Linked DNA regions of Homo sapiens: region 2 is linked to region 1. A link is an interaction called in ENCODE POLR2A ChIA-PET data of the cell type or tissue named here. Cell type or tissue: IMR-90. All regions are shown on one strand.

Evidence for each region. ChIA-PET counts read pairs that join two places held together with the same protein. Peaks named below come from ENCODE experiments on the same cell type or tissue, not always from the same donor. Only the 100,000 strongest peaks of a DNase experiment are listed, where the experiment ranks them.
Region 2: POLR2A ChIA-PET joins it to region 1 with 11 read pairs; 2 of 35 experiments call an interaction of 5 or more read pairs at or near these places.

What each region holds. Positions count from the first base shown.
Region 1 is chr4:145,693,798-145,701,797 of GRCh38, forward strand. C4orf51 (chromosome 4 open reading frame 51) reads left to right here. Exons shown (of 6, transcript NM_001080531.3): 2 at 2,762-2,835. Among named protein-coding and RNA genes, the nearest start is that of C4orf51, 18 kb to the left of the region's middle. RefSeq lists enhancers at 4,786-5,713, 5,714-6,640. In IMR-90, no CTCF peak of the experiment used is centred here; no DNase peak of the experiment used is centred here.
Region 2 is chr4:145,915,445-145,923,444 of GRCh38, forward strand. All of the region lies in intron 1 of ZNF827 (zinc finger protein 827), which reads right to left. Among named protein-coding and RNA genes, the nearest start is that of ZNF827, 19 kb to the right of the region's middle. In IMR-90, no CTCF peak of the experiment used is centred here; a DNase peak (open chromatin) is centred at 4,937; H3K27ac peaks cover 314 bases.

The DNA of each region.
Region 1 (8,000 bases):
CGCCCCTCACCTCCCGGACGGGGCGGCTGGCCGGGCGGGGGGGCTGACCCCCCCCACCTCCCTCCCGGACGGGGTGGCTGCCGGGCGGAGACGCTCCTCACTTCCCAGATGGGGTGGCTGCCGGGCGGAGACGCTCCTCACTTCCCAGATGGGGTGGCTGCCGGGCGGAGAGGCTCCTCACCTCTCAGACGGGGCAGCTGCCGGGCGGAGGGGCTCCTCACTTCTCAGACGGGGCGGCCGGGCAGAGACGCTCCTCACCTCCCAGACGGGGTCTCGGCCGGGCAGAGGCGCTCCTCACATCCCAGATGGGGCGGCGGGGCAGAGGCGCTCCCCACATCTCAGACGATCTCCTCCTCACATCCCAGACGATGTGCGGCCGGGCAGAGACGCTCCTCACTTCCTAGATGTGATGGCGGCTGGGAAGAGGCGCTCCTCACTTCCTAGATGGGATGGCGGCCAGGCGGAGACGCTCCTCACTTTCCAGACTGGGCAGCCAGGCAGAGGGGCTCCTCACATCCCAGACGATGGGCAGCCAGGCAGAGACACTCCTCACTGCCCCGTCCGGGAGGGAGGTGGGGGGGTCAGCCCTCCACCCGGCCAGCCGCCCCGTCTGGGAGGTGAGGGGCGCCTCTGCCCGGCCGCCCCTTCTGGGAAGTGAGGAGCCCCTCTGCCCGGCCAGCCGCCCCGTCCGGGAGGGAGGTGGGGGGGTCGGCCCCCCGCCCGGCCAGCCGCCCCATCCGGGAGGGAGGTGGGGGGGTCAGCCCCCCCGCCCGGCCAGCCGCCCGTCCGGGAGGGAGGTGGGGGGGTCAGCCCCCCCGCCTGGCCAGCCGCCCCGTCCGGGAGGGAGGTGGGGGGGTCAGCCCTCCGCCCGGCCAGCCGCCCCGTCGGGGAGGTGAGGGGCGCCTCTGCCCGGCCGCCCCTACTGGGAAGTGAGGAGCCCCTCTGCCCGGCCAAGTTTTTAGTTTTTTCAGAAATGAACATAATTACTGTAATCTTTCTTATCCCATTCATAGCACTTATCTTATTTTGAAAACAGCTCCCTAGAGAAACACTCATAAATCCCTTTGAAATAATTATGAACTTAATGTTTGAGCTTTTCATGCACAGAAGTTGAAAATGTTACCCTTTTATGACAAATTAGAGAACAAACAAATCACTAAAGACGATAAGAAAGTCCAACTGTAGTTTATTTAATGGGATTGTGGGATTACAGTTGGGAATATGGAAAGAGTGGAAGAGAACAAACAAGTGTTTAAGAAACCAAATAAAAAGATGAATGATTTATAATCCTCTGAGTAAATACCCAGTAATGGGATCACTGGGCAGAACGGTAGTTCTATTTTTAGCTTTTTGAGGAATTGTCATACTGCTTTCCACAGTGGTTGAACTAATATACCCTCCTACCAACAGTGTAAAAGTGTTCTCTTTTCTCTGCAACCTTGCCAGCATCTGTTATTTTTGACTTTTTAATAATAGCCATTCTGTTTGGTGTGAGATGGTATCCCATTGTAGTTTTAATTTGCATTTCTCTAATGATCAGTGATAATGAGCTTTTTTTGATATGCTTTTTGGCCACATGTCTTCTTTTGAAAAGTGTCTGTTTATGTCCCTTGCCCACTTTTTAATGGGATTGTTTGTTTTTTTTCTTGCAAATTTAAGTCCCTTTAGATGCCAGATATTAGACCTTTGTCAGATGCATAGCCTGCAAATATTTTATCCTCTTCTGTAGGTTGTCTGTTTACTCTGTTGGTTTATCCTCTTCTGTAGGTTGTCTGTTTCTTTGCTGTGCAGAAGCTCTTAAGTTTAACCAGATCCCCTTTGTCAACTTTGGCTTTTGTTGTGATTGCTTTTGGCATCTATGTCATGAAATCTTTCTGGAATATAAATCATTCCACCATAGAGACACATGCATGCAAATGTTCATTGCAGCATTATTCACAATAGCAAAGACCTAGAATCAACCTAAATGACAATCAATGACAGGTTGTAAAAAGAAAATGGGGTACATATACATCATGAAATACTATGCAGTCACAAAAAAGAACAAGATCATATCTTTTGCAGAAACATTGATGGAGCTGGTGGCCATTAACCTTAGCAAACTAATGCAGGAACAGAAAACTAAATACTGCATGTTCTCATTTATACGTGAGAGTTAAATGATGAGAACACATGGACATAAAGAAGGAAACAACATGGCCAGGCGCAGTGGCTCATGCCTGTAATCCCAGCAAGGTGGGCAAATCACGAGGTGAAGAGATTGAGATCATCCAGGCCAACATGGTGAAACCCTGTCTCTACTAAAAATAAAAAAATTAGCTGGGCTTGGTGGTGCGTGCCTGTAGTCCTAGCTACTCAGGAGGCTGAGGCAGGAGAATCACTTGAACCTGGAAAGCGGAGGTTGCAGTGAGCCAAGATCACACCACTGCACTCCAGCCTGGTGACAGAGTGAGTCTCCGTCTCAAAAAAGGAATGGAACAACAGACACTGGGGTCTACTGGATGGTGGAGGGTGGGAGGAGGGAGAGGAGCAGAACAAAATTGCTATCGGGTATTAGATTTAATACCTGGGTGATGAAGTAATCTGTACAACAAACCCCCGTTACACGAGTTTATCTAAATAACAAACCTTCACATGTACTCCCAAACCTAAAATGAAAGTTTTAAAAAAAGATGAATGGAAATCCCTGTAAGTCCACAGGCTTCATGTGATTTATAAATCCATAAATTTGTAACTTGTTTCTTCTACTTGCTTTCCTTAGGATGTCATTGACAAACAGTTCTGCCTGTCATCTTCTCTGCTGGGCTGGTACCCAAGAGACTACAGATATCAAAGGTAAGTGCAACATGATCAGTTTCTGGGCCCAGCCCTTTTGCCAGGGTTGCTGTGTTTCTTTCAGGTTCTTTTTTTTTCTCTCACTTTACTGAGATATGATTGACAAATAAAAATTGTAGGCCGGGCACTGTGGCTCACACCTGTACTCTCAGTACTTCAGGAGGCCAAGGTGGGCGGATCACTTGAGGTCACGAGTTCAAGACCAGGCTGGCCAACATGGTGAAACCCATCTCTACCAAAAATACAAAAACAATATTAGCTGGGTGTGGTGGCGCATACCTGTAATCCCAGCTACTTGGAAGGATGAGGCAGGAGAATTGCTTGAACCCGGGAGGCAGAGGTTGCAGTGAGCCGAGGTGGTGCCATTGCACTACAGCCTGGGTGACAGAGGACTCGGTCTGAAAAAACAAAACAAAACCAACCAACCAACCAAACAAACAAACAAAAACAGACCTACTCTCTTAGCAATTTTTTTTTTTTTTTTTGAGAAAGGGTCTCACTCTGTCACCCAGGCTGGAGTGCAGTGGTGCGATCTTGGCTCGCTGCAAACTTTGCCTCCTGGGTTCAAGCGATTTTCATGCCTCAGCCTCCCAAGTAGCTGGGATTACAGGCACCTGCCACCATGCCCAACTAATTTTTGTGTTTTTAGAAGAGATGGGATTTCACCATGTTGGCCAGGCTGGTCTCAAACTCCTGACCTTGTGATCTGCCCAACTTGGCCTCCCGGAGTTCTGGGATTACAAGCGTAAGCCACCATGCCTGGCTCTCTTAGCAAATTTTAAGTATACATTTTAATTAACCATAGTTACCATACTGTACATAAGGTCTCCATACATATTCATCTTATAACTGAAAGTTTGTACTCTTTGACCAAAAATTCCCCATTTATCTTACCTCACACCTCCAGGTAACCACTGTTCTACTATGCTTCTATAACTTTGACTTTTTAGATTACACATATGAGTGAAATTATGCAGTTTTTGTCTTTCTGTGGCTGAGTAATTTCACTTAGCATAAAGTCCTCCAGGTGCATCCATGTTGTCACATAAACCAAGATGTCCTTCTCTTTAAGGCTGAATAATTTTCCATTGTATTATATACCACATTCTCTTTATCCATTCATTATTGATGGACACGTAAGTTGTTTCTAGATCTTGACTCTTGTGAATAATGCTGTAATGAACATGGGAGTGCAGGTAGCTCTTCGAGGTCGTGATTTTATTTCCTTTGGATATGTATCAGTAGGATTGTTGGATCATATAGTAATTCTATTTTTAATTTTTTTCAGGAACCTCCCAATTAACATTCCCATCAATAGTGGATAAGGGTTTCCTTTTCACACATCTTTGATAACACTTATTTTTTAACTTTTTGATAATAGCCATTCTAACAGGTAGAAGTAATACCTGGTTGTGGTTTTGATTTGCATTTCCCTGAAATTAGTGAGGTTGAGAACCTTGTTATATACTTGTTGGCCATGTGTATGTGTTATTTGGAAAAATGTCTCTTCAAGTCATTTCCCATTTTTAAATCAGTTTTTTTTCTGCTATTTAGTTATATGGGTTTGTACACCAAAAGTATCTGAGACAGGTCTCAATCAATTTAGAAAGTCTATTTTGCCAAGGTGAAGGACACATCTGTGAACAGCCTCTGGAAGTCCTGACAACATATGCCCAAGGTTAGGGTAGAGCTTGGTTTTATACATGTTAGGGAGACATGAGACATCAATCAATACATGTAAGATGTACATTGGTTCAATCCAGAAAGGCAGGACAACTCAAAGCATGTGCTACCAGGTCAGAGGCAGATTTAAAGATTTTCTGATTAGCAATTGGTTGAAAGGGATTTTATCTAAAGACCTGGAGTAGAACAGAAAGGAATGTCTGGGTTTTGATAAAGGGATGTGGAGACCAAGGTTTTATGATACAAATGAAGCCTACAGGTAGGTTTCAGAGAGAATAGACTGTGTTTCTTATCAGATTTAAAGAGTCTGTTCTATCAGTCTTAAGGTCTCTCTGTTGATGTTTGTGAGGCATGTCTGACCCCCACTTCCCATCATGCCCTGAACTAGTTTTTCAGGATAATTTGAAAATGCCCTTGGCCAAGGGGAAGCTCCACCAGTCAGTTGGGGGAGCTTAGAATTTTATTTTTGGTTTACAAGTTCATTATATATTTTGGATATTAACTCCTTGTCAGGCCTCTGAGCCCAAGCCAAGCCATCGCATCCCCTGTGACTTGCACATATACGCCCAGATGGCCTGAAGTAACTGAAGAATCACAAAAGAAGTGAATATGCCCAGCCCCACCTTAACTGATGACATTCCACCACAAAAAGAAGTGTAAATGGCCGGTCCTTGCCTTAACTGATGACATTACCTTGTGAAAGTCCTTTTCCTGGCTCATTCTGGCTCAAATAGCACCCCCATTGAGCACCTTGCAACCCCCACTCCTGCCCGCCAGAGAACAAACCCCCTTTGACTGTAATTTTCCTTTACCCACCCAAATCATATAAAATGGCCCCACCCTTATCTCCCTTCGCTGACTCTCTTTTCAGACTCAGCCCACCTGCACCCAGGTGATTAAAAGCTTTATTGCTCACACAAAGCCTGTTTGGTGGTCTCTTCACACGGATGCGCAAGAAATTTGGTGCCGTGACTTGGATCAGGGACCTCCCTTGGGAGATCAATCCCCTGTCCTCCTGCTCTTTGCTCTGTGAGAAAGATCCACCTACGACCTCAGGTCCTCAGACCGACCAGCCCAAGAAACATCTCACCAATTTCAAATCCGGTAAGCGGCCTCTTTTTACTGTCTTCTCCAACCTCCCTCACTATCCGTCAACCTCTTTCTCCTTTCAATCTTGGCGCCACACTGCAGTCTCTCCCTTCTCTTAATTTCAATTCCTTTCATTTTCTGGTAGAGACAAAGGAGACATGTTTTATCCGTGGACCCAAAACTCTGGCGCCGGTCACGGACTGGGAAGGCAGCCTTCCCTTGGTGTTTAATCATTGCAGGGATGCCTCTCTGATTATCTACCCACGTTTCAAGAGTGTCAGACCACGCAGGGAAGCCTGCCTTGGTCCTTCACCCTTAGTGGCAAGTCCCGCTTTTCTGGGGAAGGGGCAAGTACGCCAACACCTTCTCTCCTTGTCTCTACCCCTTCTCTGCTTTTGTGGGGAAAGGGCAAGTACCCCAACCCCTTCTCTCCTTGTCTCTACCCCTTCTCTGCTTTTCTGGGGGAGGGGCAAGTACCCCTCAACCCCTTCTCCTTCACCCTTAGCGGCAAGTCCCGCTTTTCTGGGGGAGGGGCAAGCACCCCTCAACACCTTCTCCTTCACCCTTGGTGGCAAGTCCCTCTTTTCTATGGGGCAAGAACCCCCAATCCCTTATTTCTGCACCCCGACCTCTTATCTCTGTGCCCCAATCCCTTATTTCCATGCCCCAACCTCTTATCTCTATGCCCCAATCCCTTATTTCCGCACCCCAACCTCTTATCTCTGTGCCCCAATCCCTTATTTCCATGCCCCAACCTCTTATCTCTATGCCCCAATCCCTTATTTCTGCACCCCAACCTCTTATCTCTGTGCCCCAATCCCTTATTTCCACACCCCAACCTCTTATCTCTGTGCCCCAATCCCTTATTTCCGTGCCCTGACCCCCCTCCCTGCTTTTCTGGAGGGTAAGAACCCCCAAATCCCTTCCCTCCGTGTCTCTACACTCTCTTTTCTCTAGGTTTGCCTCCTTCACTATGGGCAACCTTCCACCCTCCATTCCTCCTTCTTCTCCCTTAGCCTGTGTTCTTAAGAACTTAAAACCTCTTCAACTCTCACCTGACCTAAAATCTAAGTGTCTTATTTTCTTCTGCAATGCCGTTTGACCCCAGTACAAACTCAACAGTAGTTCCAAATAGCCGGAAAATGGCACTTTCAATTTTTCCATCCTACAAGATCTGAATAATTCTTGTCGTAAAATAGGCAAATGGTCTGAGGTGCCTGACGTCCAGGCATTATTTTACACATCAGTCCCTTCCTAGTCTCTGTGCCCAGTGCAACTCATCCCAAATCTTCCTTCCTTCCCGCCTGTCCCCTCAGTCCCAACCCCAAGCGTCGCTGAGTCTTTCTAATCTTCCTTTTCTACAGACCCATCTGACCTCTCCCCTCCTCGCCAGGCCAAGCTAGGTCCCAATTCTTCCTCAGCCTCCACTCCTCCACCCTGTAATCTTTTTATCGCCTCCCCTCCTCACACCTGGTCCAGCTTACGGTTTAATTCCATGACTAGCCCTCCCCCACCTGCCCAGCAATTTACTCTTAAAAAGGTGGCTGGAGCCAAAGGCATAGTCGAGGTTAATGCTCCTTTTTCTTTACCCCAAATCAGAAGGGTTTAGGCTCTTTTTCATCAGATATAAAAACCCAGCCCAGTTCATGGCTCGTTCAGCAGCAACCCTGAGACGCTTTACAGCCCTAGACCCTAAAAGGTCAAAAGGCCATCTTATTCTCAATATACATTTTATTACCCAATCTGCTCCCAACATTAAACTCCAAAAATTAGAATCTGGCCCTCAAACCCCGCAACAGGACTTAACCTCACCTTCAAGGTGTACAATAATAAAAAAAAAAGTGGCAATTCCTTGCCTCCACTGTGAGACAAACCCCAGCCACATCTCCAGCACACAAGAACTTCCAAACGCCTAAACCGAAGTGCCCAGGCGTTCCTCCAGAACCTCCTCCCCCAGGAGCTTGCTACAAGTGCCAGAAATCTGACCACCAGGCCAAGGAATGCCTGCAGCCCAGGATTCCTCCTAAGCCGTGTCCCATCTGTGCGGGGACCCCACTGGAAATTGGACTGTTCAACTCACCTGGCAGCCACTCCCAGAGCCCCTGGAACTCTGGCCCAAGGCTCTCTGACTGACTCCTTGGCTTAGCGGCTGAAGACTGATGCTGCCCGATCGCCTCAGAAGCCCCCTAGACCATCACGGATGCCGAGCTTCGGGTAACTCTCACAGTGGAAGGTAAGTCCGTCCCCTTCTTAATCAATACGGAGGCTACCCACTCCACATTACCTTCTTTTCAAGGGCCTGTTTCCCTTGCCTCCATAACTGTTGTAGTTATTGACAGCCAGGCTTCTAAACCTCTAAAAACTCCCCAACTCTGGTGCCAACTTGGACAACA
Region 2 (8,000 bases), 220 kb after region 1:
CTCAAAAAAAAAAATCGCTCTCCCAATAACCAACACACTCCCGAGATAAGGATACTAATCTATTCATAGGGCAGAGCTCTCCTGACCTAATCACCTCTTAAAGGTTCCACCTCTCAATACTGTTGCATTGAGGATTGAGTTTCCAACATATGAATTCTGGGGGACACACTCAAACCACAGCATTCCACCCTTGGCTCCAAAAATTCATGTCCTTCTCACATGCGAAATATATTCATTCCATCACAATAGCCCCAAAAGTCTTAACTTCTTTCATCATCAACTCAAAAATCCAAACGTCCAGAGTCTAATCTAAATTAGATATGGGTGAGACTCAAGGTACAATTCATCCTGAGACAAATTTCCCTCCAGCTGTAAGCCTGTAAAATTAAACAAGTTATCCACTTCCAAAATACAATAGTGGGACAGGCATAGAATAGGCATTCTCATTCCAAAGGGAGACATAGGCAAGAGAATGGGATAACTGGTCCTGAGTAAGTCCAAAACCCAACAGGGAAAACAATATTACATCTTAAGATGCCAGAATAATCTCCTTTGACTCCATGTCCCCAATCCCCTGTACACTGGGGTGGGGGTTGGGCCGCCAAGGCCTCAGGTAACCCCACCCCAATGGCTTTGCTGGGTTCAGTTCATCCAAGGGTTGGTCTTGTGCCTGCAGCTTTCCCAGCCTGAAGCTGCATGCTCCCCTACTTCTACAGCTCCACTAGGCATTGCCCTAGTTGGGGGCTCCCTGCATCAGCTCTGCCCCTCAGAAAGTCTCTGCCTGGGCCCCCAGGCGGTCGTGAAATCTAGATGAAGGAAGCCATATGCCCACAGCTCTTGAATTTTGAGCACCTGCACACTTCTACCACATGAACATAGCCAAGATTTGCTGCTTACACCTTCCAAAGCTGTGACACCTGGGGTGAACTGGGGGCATGAGCCGTACGGGAATGTGGGGAGCAAAGACTTACAGCAGCCCTAGGCAGCAAGCCCAGTGTCTCAAGGGCACCCGAGGACTCTCTTTGGACATTTCCTTTCCCCAGGCCTTGGCACTCTGGGCCTGTGATGGAAGGGGAGCACTGGTGATTTCCAAAGTACCTTTGGGGTCATTCTCTCATCGTCCTTTGGTTTCCTTCTATCCATGTTAATCCCCTTATCAATCAATCAGTTCCTTGGCCACATCTATGGTTTCCTCTCCTGAAAATGTTCTTTCATTCTCTGCTACATGGCCAGGCTGAGAATCCTTCAAATTCCTCATTTCTGTTTCCCTTTTAATTATAAATTCCATCTTTAAATCATTTCTCTCCTCTCATTTTACTATATGAAGTTAATAGAAGCCATGTAGCTCCTTCAACATTTTGCTTAGAAATTTCTCTCAAGAGATACCCTAGTTGATGGCTCTTAAATTCTGCCTTCCTAAAAGCCCGAGGGTATGGACACAATTCGGCCAAGTTCTTTGCCACATCATAACAAGGATGGCCTTTACTCCAGTTTCCAATAATTCCTCTTTTCTATCTGAGATCTCATCAGAATGGCCTTTACTGTCCATATTTCTACCAACATTCCGATCACAGCCCTTAATTAATCTCTAAGAAGTTTCTTAGTTTACCACTAGCTCTCTTCTTCTGAGCCTTCACCAGAATTGCCCTTAATGCTCTGTTTATAACAACCTAGGCTTTTTCTAACCTGCTCCTCCAAATTCTTCTAGCATCTATCCATTACCCAGTTCCAGAACCACTTCCACATTTTCAAATATTTGTTACAGCAAGAGCCCCACTTCTTAGTACCAATTTTCTGTCTCAGTCCATTTTATGTTGCTATAACAAAACACGCACGACCAGATAATTTGTAAAGAACTGAAATGTATTGGGTTCACAGTTCTGGAGGCTGGGAAGTCCAAGATCAAGGGGCTGCATCTTGTGAGGGCCTTCTTGCTGCATCATAACATAGTTGAAGGTATCACTTGGAGACAGAGAGAGCAAGAGAGGGCCAAACTGGTTTTTGTTAACAAACCCACTCCCATGATAATAATATTAACCCAGCTATGAAGCCACAGCTTCTTAAAGTCCCTCTTGATTACCTCTTAAAGGCCCCATCTCTCAACACTGTTGCACTGGCAATTGTTTCAAACCCATGAACTTTGGGGAACACACTCAAATCATAGCACTTTGGAAAATGCATCAAGTGGTAAGATTGAAGTTTGGAAACATGCTCTACTGCTACTTTGGATAAGGCTCAACTCCAAGGTAGCTGGTCAAAAAAAAAAAAAAAAAAAAAAAAAAGAAAAGAAAAAACAACATTCATATGCCATTTCCTGGGAGTGACCACTTATATTATTCCTACATCAGTTCCTCTGGTTCTTGACCTTTTGGGTGACTGTTAAGTGCCCTAATTTTGTATTTGAATAAAAACACCACTTCTTTTTCACCTAAGAACTGTCTGCAGTTCTGTAGCTGCAACATTCCCACATATTATAAGAATTTCATTAACCAGCTTATCCTCCACCCAAAACTGGTATTTTAAAAGGAGAGTGAAAATATATTGGGCAATTTAAAGAAGTTATTTGAAACACACAAGTTTGAAAAGCTTTTGATATATTAGGTTGGGGCAGAAAGTAATTACGGTTTTGCCATTACTTTTAATAGTAAAAACATCAATTGCTTTTGCACCAATCTAATAAATTTGCTCAACTAATCAGGCTTTGTTTTAAATCTTTGTTTTGAAGTTACTTACAGAAAACCTAATTTTTAAGAAAAATTTCCACATTAATATCAGCAGTGGTAAATCCTACTTTATGCTTTGCGGGGCACATATAGTCTCTGTCCTTATATTTTGTTGTTGTTTTAAAGAACCCTTTAAAAACATAAAAACTATTCTTAGCTCAAGGCAAAAAAAAAAAAAAAAAAAAAAAAAAACTGGCTACAGTTTGCAGACTTCTGCTCTCCAGAACAGGTACTTTTTCTTTATATATAAAAAAAAAAAGCGGAATGGTGCTCTAAAACAGCGATGAGCTAAGATTGCACCACTGCACTCCAGCCTGGGCAAAAAAGTAAGACCCAGTCTCAAAAAAAAAAAAAAAAATTCCGATATATGGCAACAAGTTTCATCATCATCTTTTTAATCCAGCCACTTGTGTAAGTCATTGAGCACCTTTGTGCCTCAGTTTCTTCATCTATAAAATAAGGGGTTAGGATGGATCAGTGGTTTCCAAACCACACATAGAGGAAGCCTGGGGCTCTCGGGCAAGGTTGGGCTCTATGGACCCACCCCCAGCTCTCACCCCAGCACACACCCAGCCTGCACAGCCCTGCTTTGTCTTTGATCTTTTCTACATAGTGGAGCTCTCCATAAAGACAAGGAAGGGTTCCACCTATTTTGTTTTGTTTTGAAAGCCACTGTTTTAGATGACCTCAGGGATCCTCCTGGTGCAAATCCTCTATGAATCCACTTTGGGTCATCAGTCATTATCCAATCATCTTACTGGGGACTAAGTGTCAGGTAAATAGAAATGATTTAAAATCCTATATTGAGCCAGGCACAGTGTCTCACACCTATAATCCCAGCACTTTGGGAGGCTGAGGTGGGGTATCACTTGAGGCCAGGAGTTTTGAGACCAGCCTGGGCAACATAGCAAGACTCCCATCTCTACAAAAAGTTTAAAAATTACCCAGGACTGGTGGCATACTCTAGTACCAGCTACTTGGGAGGCTAAGGTGGGAGGATCACTTGAGACCAGTAAGTGGAGGCTGCAGCTGATGATCACACAACTGCACTCCAGCCTGGACTATAAGAGTTAAGATCCTGTCTCAAAAATTAAAATAAAAACAAATCCTATATTGAGTATTTAAAAGAGGAGAGGCAAAAACAAGAAAGATCTTATCCTAAGGGACCACCCGTACTTGTTCAGATTTGTGGAAATTCACTGGACAGCCAAATCAAGAGAGTTCCCAAGTCCCACATATACTCATGAAAGGGAGAGCTCATTCCTGCATCACTCTGCTTAGAGCACTGGGAAAAGCAGAATGCTTTAGCAAAGGAAGGACCACTGAGCTGAGACTCAGAGACCTGGTTCCACTTTGAATTTGGAATTTACCAGCTATATAACTTCTGATGTTTATTTAACAAAAATTGAAAACCCTACTATAAACAAGCTCTTAGACATGGTATGAGGAATACAGTGATGAACCAGAAATATGAAGAATGCTCTGTCCCCCACTACTGAAATCCATCATCCATAAAGTAGGGTATTAATACTGCTCTCTCTCCCATACATGGTGGTCCTGCCAAGATGGCCAAGTACATGTAAACTGCAAAGCATGGATAACATTAAACCAGAAACCTGTAGATTCTCCTCCTTTTAAGTAAATAAATATAATCAACTCCAACAATTCACTAATATTGGTGAAATAGGGCCACAATAAGTTTTGTATAGCAGAAAATCTATTTATACAGCATGAAACAGCATGGCAAAATAGAAAGGGCACAAGCTTTGGAACCAGACACTCCCACTCGAATCTTATCCTGCTATACACTAGGCCCACCTGAAGTCTACAAGCACCTTCTCCTGTTTAGAGTATAAGATACTAATATCTGCAATTGTACAGGGCTATGTAAAGGTAAATTAGCATTACATAAGTAAAGCACCTGGCACAGAGTTGACGCTTAGTGAATAATAGCTTTCCCTTTTTCCCAGGCACCTAGAAATCTCAAATGAGAAAACATTATGTTTTAAAGAGGACGGCTTACCTCAGAACTGTTGATATTGTTACCCAGCTCTATATCATAATCACCCCAACCAAAGAAGACAGGAAACTTCTGGTTGTTATGACCATGGAATCCAGATGCAGAATATGCCCAGTCATCAGGAAAATCTGACGGTCTTGGCACAGTTTGAGGACAGAAAGAGAGCAACAGCCAATAGCTGAGGGGAGACTCCACAGTCTGGAATGTGCCACAGACTTCCAACCACAAAAGTTCTCTCTTGCACTTAGACGGTGGTATCCCCTGCAGCATACGCCACGGCCTCTGCTCTTCTGGGCAAGTCTCCTCAGGAAGGGAGGAGAAGCATGTGACTCCCTCCAGTCATCTCCAGGCTACATTCACGCGAATGTCCAGGGTACTGTTCATCGCCTCCTATACCCAGCCCGGGACAATTTAGGCAAATCGTTTTCTCATTTTTGAAAGAGGAAGACAGCAGGAGATGGTCTCTAAAGTCCTTTCCACCTCTAAAACCCTTTGGTTCTGTGACCCAGTCTTAACTTCTTTGTTTATTCATTCAGCAGTGTTTATGAAACACCTATGGGATTCCCCCCTTCTTAATTTCATTCATTTCTTCATTCAACAATATTAATAGAACATCTCCTATTTCTTGGATTCTGTGACCAGCTCTTTACTTCTCCCTTCATTCATTTATTCAGCACTATTTATTGACCACCTACTATAATCAGTTACTGTTATGTGCAAGAATGTACAAAAATGAATAAGAAAGTCCATGCCCTTTAAAAGCTCACAGTCAATAAGAACATCGACTAGTAAGGAAGTATACTATGCACACAAAGTTATTATGATAGAGCTATGGGAACCAGGGGAGGAGACGCCTAATTCTACCCAGCATGTGGGACAATGCAGGAGGGGAAGCAGGAAAGGCTTCTCAGAGAACTGAGTGTTGCAGGCTAAGTAGGAGGTTATCAGGCACATAAATGAGTTGAAGATATTTCAGAAACAGAGAAAAGAATACGCCAAGAAAAGGAGGTATAAGTATGATTTGCAGAACAGATAGTTCAGTACGAATAAAACAAGGAGTATACAACATGGCAGAGGAAAGGGGCTTAGATGACAAAGCATCTTCTAGATTTGCTTCTTGGCAAAGTCTAGAAGTCCAGACTTTATCCTTTTAGAAAATGCCTAAAAGATCTTAAATAGGATTATCTGGATTACATGAGTGTTTTAGAAAGTCTGCCATGGTGGCAGTGTGGAGACTGGATTACAGAGGCAGGGGTTGGGGAGGGGAGAGGTGAGACTCAGGCAAAAAAAAAAAAAAAAAAAAAAAGAGGTCAGCTGGCAACCATTTCAATTCTCTTTGAGAAAAAATATGAGTGTAAACCAAAGCAGTGGCAGGGGGTGGGCATGATTTATTCTAGAGATATTTGGGAAGCAGAACCAACAAAACTGGGTGGGGAAGAAATTCAATGAGGGGAGGAAAAGGAAGGGGGTGGCATTTGGATTACACTCAGGTTTCTGTCTCAGATGAGTGGGTTCATGGACAATGAGGACAGCAACCCAGAAAAAGAAGACACGAAGACCAGAAATACTCCTAATTCCCCAAGACTGGAAATCTTAGTCATCTCTTCTTTGCTACCATGCAGTCTCCAAGATAAATCATGCTGGACCAAGGCACTCACTGGAGTTCTCCTCCAACAGGGGTTCCAGGAAATCATAACAGGTACCAGGATAAATATGGAGCATCTTCACAGACCAAAACTGATACATACATATTTACAAGAAACAAAGGTAATTTGACTGATGAGTTATTGAAAACATTACTTTTAGTCTAAACCAACAGATATACAGTATAATGCACATTGTAAGATAATTCAAAGATACATCAAGGAAATCTCACAGAAGCTGTGAGAACCGTTGTGAGTTTAGGATTCCCCATCTTCAGGATTCTTTGCCTTTTGGGGTCTTTGGTGAAAATATTCAAAGTGCTACATTATAGCATTACCTAGTAAAGCTGAAGACGCACATGCACCAAGATGTGGCATTTCCATTACTATGTAGACAACTTAGAGTAGTGGTTCTCAAAGTGTGGTGTGTGGACCCCTATGTGTCTCTGAGACCCTTTCAGGGATCCTCAAGATCAAAACTGTTTTTATAATAATACTAAGCTATCATTTGCCCTTATTACTCCATTGACATCTGTAATGATGATACAAAAGCAATGACGGGTAAAACTATTGGGACCTTAGCTTGAATCACAGCAACAGCAATAAATCATACTGGTAATGATTTCATTCTTCACTGCTGCACATATTTAGAAAACTAACACACAAACACAAAAACAAAACCAAGGAGAAAAGCCCTGCCAGTTTCACTTAAGAATGTCTTTGATGAAGCAGTAAAAATTATTTTCATTGAAGACTGACCCTTGAGTAAACATCTTTTTAATAACACATGTAATGAAATACATGCATAAAGCACTTCTGCTATCACCAAAGTACGGTGGCTGTCTCAAGGAAAAGGACATGTGTGACTGAGTTAAGAGCCGAACTAGCCAATTTTTCCTTGAACATCACTTTTAATTGAAAGGATAACTGACTATGGTCATTCAAGTATCGGTATTTGGCAGACTCTTCATTGGAAATGAAAAGTAAGACTGATACTTCAAGGAAAAACTGACAGTGTTTGTTGCCAACAATAAAATTCAAGCTTTCAAACAAGAATTAAAATTTTGGAAAACATGTATCTTACACTGTGAATTTGACAGCTTCCCAATACGGTCCTTAAACACCTTTCAGATAACATCAGTGTTGATATTAATATTTTTTTTATATTTTATAACAAAATGTGTCAACATTTGGTAGATCTACATAACTCAGTGAACCAATATTTTCCAAATGTCCAACACAAGATGTTCTATGCACATTGATCCATTCAAAGCACAAGAGAGACCAGTAGATTTTAATGCTTCAAAATATGAAAAGTTTATTGAAATGTTTTGATTAATCATTGCAACTAATCTTTAAGAAGCTATCTCTTTTTGAGTCTTGGTGTAATATCAATGAATATTCACAATTATCTGAAAAGACTATTACATATTGGTGTGAAGTCAGATTTTCTTCAGATATGCCATCCAAAACATGTCACAGATTGAATGCAGGCCAGGTGCGGAGGCTCATGCCTGTAATACCAGCACTTTGGGATGCCGAGGCAGGCGGATCACCTGAGGCCAGGAGTTTGAGACCAGCCTGGCCAACGTGGTGAGAACCCATCTCTATTAC